Linked DNA regions of Homo sapiens: region 1 is linked to region 2. Evidence: read pairs that join two places in POLR2A ChIA-PET (ENCODE). Cell type or tissue: K562. All regions are shown on one strand. Links, peaks and the distances in the headings refer to the core of each region. The heading gives the core; the rest is flanking DNA.

Region 1 (4,387 bases), core at 224-4,223, 90 kb after region 2:
AGTACAGGCACTCTTAATCCTCACAGTCACTATATTCCAGTAATCCTAGAAAATAGGAACTGTGGTCAATGGGTGAAGCTTAGAAAGAGGAGAGAATTTTGGGTTGGGGCGGAGCTGACCGGATCCCAGGCCTGGCATGGTAAGGGCAGTGGGAGGGGTGCAGAATTTAGACAGAAAGATAATAGTAAAATGATGTAGGATGTCCCATGGCAAAAGTGTTATTAAAACAAAGTGGGAGGCTGGGTGCGGTGGCTCACACCTGTAATCCCAACACTTTGGGAGGCCGAGGCTGGCAGATCACTTGAGGTCAGGAGTTTGAGACCAGCCTGGGCAACATAGCGAAACGCTGTCTCTATAAAAAATACAAAAAAAAAAAAAAAATTAGCCAGGTGTGGTGGCACAAGCCTGTAGTCCCAGCTACTCAGGAGGCTGAGGCAGGAGGATCGCTGGAGCCGGGGAGGCGGAGGTTGCAGTGAGCTGAGATCACACCACTGCACTCCAGCCTGGGTGATAGATTGAGACCCTGTCTCAAAAAAAAAAAAAAAGAAAGGAAAAGAAAAGAAAGAAAGAAAAGAGAAGTGGGTGTGACCACAAATGATGGTGAGGGAAGGTGTACACCTGTGAGTGCCAGGCTGAGGAGTGCAGACTCCACCCCTGGGTGCTGTGGAGTCATGGAAGTTTCCAAGCAAGGGAAGATCAGGGTCAGGTTTGTTATTTTTCAGGAAGATTCCCCTGGCTGCCTTGTGGAGGGTGTATCAGAAGGGGGACACTGAGGCAGGGAGCCAAGGGGGAGCAAAGGACAGGACCAGGATGGGTAGAGTAGGGAGGAGGTGGGTGGGAGAGACACTCGGGAGGCCTAGTGGACAGGCCATGGGGTTGGTGGGCTGGGTAGGGGAGGGAGAGGGGTATCCATGGTGAGGTACAGGGAGGGACTTGGGGACAGTGAGGCGACCCTTGAGAGGGAGGCTTCAGGCCCAAGTCGGGGGTTCAGGAGAGAGGCTGGGCCTGAGGAGAGTTGTGGACGTGATCCGTACCCTCTGCATCTGCCCAAGGCTTTGCTGCAATCTCAGCTACTCCCTTCCCCACCCTCACTCTGTCTCTCCTCTGAGCTATGTTTGAATCCCTGTGTCTCCTGGGCTTCTCAGGAAGTCCCTGGACTGGTCAGGCAAGTTCCCAGGTGTCCCCTCCAGGCTCTGAGCACTAGAGCCAGAGCTCCCACCAGTCAGAAAGGCAGAGCAAACACCTCTCAAAGGTAGGAGGACAGCGTAACATCATCACTTCCTCAAGTTCTGTGATGACGGGAGGCAGCCACAGGCTAACTGGGCAGGAAGGTGGGCCTAGATCTCATTTCCCGAGGGGGAAAAAAAAGCCCAAACAGGATGTTTTAGGTGAAATCTCCCAATTTTGGCTGGGTGCGGTGGCTTCTGCCTGTAATCCAGCACTTTGGGAGGCTGAGGCAGGTGGATCATGAGGTCAGGAGTTTGAGATCAGCCTGGTCAATATGGTGAAACCCTGTCTGTACTAAAAATAGAAAAAATTAGTTGACCATGGTGGCACGCGCCTGTAGTCCCAGTTCTTTGGGAGGCTGAGGCAGGAGAATCACTTGTACTCAGGAGGCAGAGGTTGCAGTGAGCCGAGATCACGCCACTGCACTCCAGCCTGGGAGACAGAGCAAGACTCCGTCTCAAAAAAAAGAAAAGAAAGAAATCTCCCAATTTTTAAATGTCAGCTCATTCAGATTGAATTCAGATTTAAAATTATACCACTGTTGGCCGGGCATGGTGGCTCACGCCTGTAAGCACTTTGGGAGCCTGAGGCCAGCAGATCACTGAGGTCAGGAGTTTGAGACCAGCCTGGTCAACGTGGTAAGACCCCATCTCTACTAAAAATACAAAAATTAGCCAGGCGTGGTGGCGGGCGCCTGTAATCCCAGCTATTTGGGAGGCTGAGGCAGGAGAATCACTTGAACCTGGGAGGTGGAGGTTGCAGTGAGCCAAGATTATGCCACTGCATTCCAGCCTGGGTGACAGAGCAAGACTCCGTCTCACAAAACAGAAATACATTAATTAATTAAAATAAAATTATACCACTGCCTCAACCAGATTCTGCACTCAGGTTGAGCCTCTGTCTCATAACTTCAGCTTTGGAACCAGACAGCCTGGGTTCAAATCATCAGCTCTGCAATTTCTTTGCTGTGTGCCTTTGAGCACGTGGCCTAACATCTCTGTGCCTCAGTTTCATCATCTTTAAAATAGGAATAAAAATCATATCTATCTGAGCTGGGCTCTATGGCATGTGCCTATAGCCCCAGCTACTTGGGAGGCTGAGACAGCAGGACCGCTTGAGCCCAGGAGTTCAAAACCGGACAACATCGTGATATCCTTTTTCAAGAAAAAAAAAAATCACATCTACCTCTAAGGGTTATTGTGATAATTCAGTGGGTTATTATTTGTAATATATAGCATATTTAAACCTTGCCACTGGGACAGGCACAGTGGCTCACACCTGTAATCCCAGCACTTTGGGAAGCCGAGATGGCTCACCTGAATCTAGGAGTTCAAGACCAGCTTGGTCAATATCATTAAGACTCCATCTCTATACAATTTTTTTGTAATAAATTTATATTATATTAAAACACATTTTTTTAAAACCCAAAAGGCTCATAAGGTAAGGTGATTGGCCTTACCTCCTGTCACAGAGCAATCACGTGGGACAGCTCTGGAACTCAGAGCTCTGGGCATCACTCCAGCCATCTCTGCCTGTTGCACCCTTTCAGGCTGCCTGGGCCTGGCTCTGAGATTGGCCAGGGCAGAGGACACGCACGCCCTTCCCTGGCCCAGTCAGCTGCCCACCTAGCTGGGGCCTGGGAGCTGACTCCTGCTGGGTCCTCTCTTGCCCCAGAGCTGGAGATGGCCAAAGCCCGGAACCAACTGGATGCTGTCTTGCAGTGTCTGCTGGAGAAGAGTCACATGGACAGGTAGGCCAGCGTGGGGTCACAGGGCCGGGCACCCTGGTGGGTTGGGCCCTCTGATCCTGGGTGGATTGGGTGGGACCCCACAGGCTGACTTGGGGAGGAAGGTGCTTAATGGGGAGGCTGCTCGGTGCCTTCCTTCTCTGGGGCCCTGGAACCCTGAGCTGAGAGATCTCTTCTGCCTCTAGGGAGCGTCTGGATGAGGAAGCTGGGAAAACACCCTCAGACACCCACAATAAGTGAGTTTTTCTGATTGGATTTGGAGTTGAGAGTTCGTGGTTGGTAACTTCTTTCCTTATCCAAGCCCTGACCGCTCAGCCCAGCGCTACCTCCATCGTGGCCCGGACCACTCCACCTGTACAAAGACCCTGTGGCAGGAGAAGCTTAGGTCCCCCCGTGGTTGCCACCTAGACCCCCATGGGTATGGGTGGGACAAAAGGCCCAAGAGGCAAGTGGGGTTCATGTGAGCATCTCAGGTTTGATACCAGTATCCCCAGGGTGCCCTCTGCAGGGTTTTGCACAGGCGTTTGTCTGAGGGTCAACTGTCTTTCCCCACAGGGACTGCTCCATCGCAGCCACTGGCAAAAGGTAAGGTGGCAGGGTCCCAGCCAGCTGACTAGAGGCTCCCAGCTCCTACCCCAGTCCTGACACTCCCTCTCCCTACGCAGGCCATCTGCCCGCTTCCCCCACCAGCGGAGGAAGAAGAGGAGGGAGATGGATGATGGGCTGGCTGAGGGAGGGCCGCAGCGATCCAGTGAGTAGACAGTGGCCCTAGAGGGTCGGTAAGGAGCCAAGGGCCTATGCAAGGATGCTCACACACCTCCCATCCCCACCTTCCCAGACACATATGTGATCAAGCTGTTCGACCGGAGCGTGGACTTGGCCCAGTTCAGCGAGAACACGCCACTGTACCCAATCTGCCGCGCCTGGATGCGCAACAGCCCCTCTGTGCGCGAGCGTGAATGCTCTCCCAGCTCACCCCTGCCCCCGCTGCCTGAGGATGAGGAGGTGGGATGGGTAGTGGGTCCCAGCCCAGCAGCCTGGTGCCAGGGCAGTGGGTGGATAGGCTCAAAGGATCCTGCCCCTAAGCTAGTGGGATAGACAGACACAGGTCCCTCACGTGAATCCTGGATCAGGCTAGGCACACAGATGTGCACTCTTAGGTTGGGGTGTGGATCAGAGTCCCTAGGGAAGACATACGTAACCACCTGGCCTGGGAGACAGGGAACAGGGTTACCCTGGACAGTTAGATGTGGACCTCCAAGATCAGGGGTTCCCAAGAGCCGAGGGGCTAGACAAGGGTCCTTAGTACAGACAGAAGTGGCCACCAGGCCTTGAGGAGCAGGGGCTGGGCAGGAATGGATGGGAGTCTATAAGCCATCTGACCCAGCGGGGTAGACAAGGGTCCCCAGGACA
Region 2 (4,387 bases), core at 183-4,182:
TTTGTATTTTTAGTAGAGATGGGGTTTTACCATGTCGGCCAGGCTGGTCTCAAACTCCTGACCTCAGATGATCCACCTGCCTCGGCCTCCCAAAGTGCTGGGATTACAGGCATGAGCCACCATGCCTAGCGTTTTTTAACTTAATTTTATTGAACCTTGGCCACCCTCTCTGTGCCAGTCAATGAGTCAAATAGTTGATTATACAGAATAACCTAAGTTCCTATGTGTGCAACCACCCTACATAATTTTAAAGCAAATTATATAGATTATAATATAATATAAAATACATAAAGATTATATTTTATCCAGAAATAAGAAACTATATGTATCTCTTGGAGATACAATTTTTTTTTTTTTTTTTTTGAGACAGAGTCTCAATCTGTTGCCCAGGCTGGAGTGCAGTGGTGTCATCTCAGCTCTCTGCAACCTCTGCCTTCTGGGTTCAAACTATTCTCCTGCCTGGAGATACCTATTTTTTTAACATAATTATTTACACCTAAGAAATTAGTTCTTAATGGCCGGGCACAGTGGCTCATGCCTGTAATCCCAGCACTCTGGGAGGCTGAGGTGGGCAGATCACCTGAGGTCAGGAGTTCAAGATCAGCCTGGGCAACATGGCGAAACCTCGTCCCTACTAAAAGTACAGAATTAGCCAGGCATGGTAGCACATGCCTGTAATCCCAGCTACTCGGGAGTCTGAGGCAGGAGAATCGCGTGAACCTGGGAGGCAGAGGATGTGGTGAGCCGAGATCATGCCATTGCACTCCAGCCTGGGCAACAAGAGTAAATCTCCATCTCACCAAAAAAAAAAAAAAAAAAAAAAAAGAGTTCTTAATATCTAATAAGCAATCTCCTGCACAATGTGTAACTTCTCCCCGTGTTGGGACCTGCTCTTTCATGCTGATCATGATGGTAGTTGGAAGTCATTTAAGTAGGCCAAGTTGAGAGCTGTTCTTCATGGTGCCCCCAAAAGAATTGCCACACAATAACAGCCCAGAATATCCCCAACAGACTCGTCAACAGGGACCTAGCTAGCATGACCAGCCGGAACACTCTTATGGCTGAATTGGTGTGTCCTCAAAACCTTTCAAATGGCCGGGGTGTGGTGGCTCACACCTGTAACCCTAGCACTTTGGGAGGCCCAGGCGAGTGGGTCACGAGGTCAGGGATTCAAGACCAGCCTGGCCAAGCTGGTAAAACCCCATCTCTTCTAAAAATACAAAAAAAACTATAAAAATACAAAAATTAGCCAGGTGTGGTGGTGCGTGCCCCTAATCCCAGCTACTGGGGAGGCTGAGGCAGGAGAATCACTTGAACCTGGGAGGTGGAGGTTGCAGTGAGCTGAGATCACACCACTGTACTCCAGCCTGGGCGACAGAGCGAGACTCCATCCCCAAAAAACAAAAACAAAACTTCAAATGGTTACAAACTTGTCTGATGCATTCACATGAGCAGGGATGATTCTTGTATGGAGAAAAATGGCCCCAGAGATAGATCTTGTGAAATAGCTGCTCATGAAGAAAAGTGGCTGTAGGGGCCGGGCGCGGTGGCTCACGCCTGTAATGCCAGCACTTTGGGAGACCGAGGCAGGCAGATAACCTGAGGTCGGGAGTTCCAGACCAGCCTGACCAACATGGAGAAACCCCGTCTCTACTAAAAATACAAAATGAGCCAGGCGTGGTGGTGCATGCCTGTAATCCCAGCTACTCTGGATGCTGAGGCAGGAGAATTGCTTGAACCCAGGAGGTGGAGGTTGCTGTGACCCGAGATTGTGCCATTGTACTCCAGCCTAGGCAACAAGAGCGAAACTCCGTCTCAAAAAAAAAAAAAGTGGCTGTAAACAGGACCTTAGTGCACACACAGGGAGCTTGAGGGATCGTGGGAGGTTATGGCGTGGGTTGGAAGTAGCAAAGAACTTAAACACCATGAAAAAAAAATTTTTTTTTTGAAATGGAGTCTTGCTCTGTTGTCCAGACTGGAGTGCAGTGATGTGATCTCTGCTCACTGCAACCTCCACCTCCCGGTTCAAGCAATTCTGCCTCAGCCTTCCAAAACGCTGGGATTACAGGCGCTTGCCACCACACCCAGCTAATTTTTTGTATTTTTAGTAGCGATTTAGAGAGTAGTTTCACCGTGTTGACCAGGCTGGTCTTGAACTCCGTGACCTCAGGTTAACCATCCACCTCGGCCTCCCAAAGTGCTGGGATTACAGGCATGAGCCACCACACCCAGCCAACACCATGAAAATTTCAAATGAAACAGGACGGCCAGTGAAAAGTCAAGGTGCTGGACTCCTTGAGTCCAGCTGCCTGATTCTGCCCAGGGTTTGCCACCAGTGCCAGTGTTTCCTGTACATTCCTTTAGAGATAGCTCATGCATCTAGAAGTATTTGTAAATATATTGATCTGATTGGATATGGTGCCCTTTTGCTCACACAGCCCCTGCCACACTGGCCTCTTCAGTGCACAGGAACTGTGAGCAAATGTATTTCGACACACCAGGCTGGCTCCAACCCCGGATCCTTTACACTTGCTGTTTGCTCGACCTGGAATGTTTGGCCACCAGCTGTCCACAAGCTCACCCCTCACTGCCTTCAGGTCTTCATTTAGCGAGGCCTTCTCTGACCACTCAGCCTTCACCTTCAGCTCCTCCATCTTTGTGCCCCTTCACTCCTTTTGTTTCTTTCTCTTTTTTCAATTTTTATTTATTTTTTTAGTTTTTGGAGATGGAGTCTCTCTGTCACCAGGCTGGAGTGCAGTGGCGCAATCTCAGCTCACTGCAACCTCAGACTCCCTGGTTCAAGCGATTCTTCTGCCTCAGCCTCCCAAGTAGCTGGGATTACAGGCACGCGCCACCACGCCCAGCTAATTTTTGTATTTTTAGTAGAGACGGGGTTTCACCATGTTGGCCAGGATGGTCTCCATCTCCTGACTTTGTGATCCACCCAGCTCGGCTTCCCAAAGTGCTGGGATTACAGGTGTGAGCCACCACACCTGGCCTTGTTTCTTAAGCACTTACCGCTAACATGCCAAATGTTATCCTTCATCATTGCACCACTGGAATGTAATTTCCATGCGGGCAGATTTGGAAATATATATTTAATTCCCCTTTTCAGCTTTTTTTTTTTTTTTGAGATAAGGTCTTACTCTGTCACCTAGGCTGGCATGTAGTGGCGTAATCTCAGTTTACTGCAGCCTCCGCCGCCCAGACTCAAGCCATCCTCCTACCTCAGCCTCCCAAGTAGCTAGGACCACAGGCATAGACCACCATACTCAGCTAGTTTTTTGTTTGTTTGTTTGTTTTTGATAGAGACGGGGTTTCACCATGTTGCCCAGGCTGGTCTCAACTCCTGAGCTCAGGTGATCTGCCCGCCTTAGCCTCCCAAAGTGCTGGGATTACAGGCCTGAGCCACCGCACGCCAGCCTGCATTTTTTCCAAATGTTCTAATCTTTCTCATTTTATTATTTTTTTTTTTTTAATTTTTTTTTTGACACAAGACCTCACTCTGTCACCCAGCCTGGAGTGCAGTGGCCTGATCACAGCTTACTGCAGCCTTGAACTCCCAGGCTCAAGAGATCCTCCCACCCCAGCCTCTCAAGTAGATGGGACTACAGGCATATGCCACCACACCCAGCTAATTTTTGTATTCTTTTGTAGAGATGGAGTTTGCCCATATTGCCCAGGCTGATCTCCAACTCCTGGGCTCAAGTGATCCTCCCGCTTCAGCCTCCCAAGGTGCTGGGATTACAGGCATGAGCCACCACACCCAGCCCAGCTGTTAATCTTATTGATGATTAATTATACGTGATGGGTCACTTGTCAGTTGCTGCTTTCAAGGTTCTCTTTTTATCGTTCAATAATTTGATTATGATATGTCTGGTGATGGATATCTTTGAGTTTATCCTATTTGAAGATTATTGAGCTTCTTGGCTCTAGATTGATGGTTTTTTTCATCAAATTTTGGGAGTTTTCAGCCATTCTTTCTTCATATATTCTTTTTTACCCCTTTCTTTTTGTCCTCTCCTTCTGGGATTCCCATTATTTGATGATGTCTCACAGGTCTCTGAAGTTCTGTTCACTTATCTTCGTGCTTTTTTCTTTCTGTTCCTTAGACTTGATCATCTCAACTGATCTATACTCACGTTCACCGATCTTTTCTTCTGCCTACTCAAATCTGTTGTTGAACCCTCTATTCCTCTATTGAATTTTTTCTTTTTTTTTTTTTTTGAGACGGAGTCTCGCTCTGTCGCCCAAGCTGGAGTGCAGTGGCGCGATCTCGGCTCACCGCAACCTCCACTTCCCGAGTTCAAGTGATTATCCTGCCTCAGCCTCCTGAGTAGCTGGTACTACAGGCCCATACCACCATGCCTGATTAATTTTGTGTATT

The links. Peaks named below come from ENCODE experiments on the same cell type or tissue, not always from the same donor. Only the 100,000 strongest peaks of a DNase experiment are listed, where the experiment ranks them.
Region 1: POLR2A ChIA-PET joins it to region 2 with 6 read pairs; 6 of 35 experiments call an interaction of 5 or more read pairs at or near these places.

What each region holds. Positions count from the first base shown.
Region 1 is chr19:35,749,275-35,753,661 of GRCh38, forward strand. LIN37 (lin-37 DREAM MuvB core complex component) reads left to right here. Exons shown (of 9, transcript NM_019104.3): 2 at 2,902-2,977; 3 at 3,160-3,210; 4 at 3,530-3,559; 5 at 3,640-3,725; 6 at 3,813-3,979. Among named protein-coding and RNA genes, the nearest start is that of LIN37, 2.9 kb to the left of the region's middle. In K562, for the core only: no CTCF peak of the experiment used is centred there; no DNase peak of the experiment used is centred there; H3K4me3 peaks cover 7 bases.
Region 2 is chr19:35,659,069-35,663,455 of GRCh38, forward strand. No RefSeq gene overlaps it. Among named protein-coding and RNA genes, the nearest start is that of UPK1A, 5.3 kb to the right of the region's middle. In K562, for the core only: no CTCF peak of the experiment used is centred there; no DNase peak of the experiment used is centred there.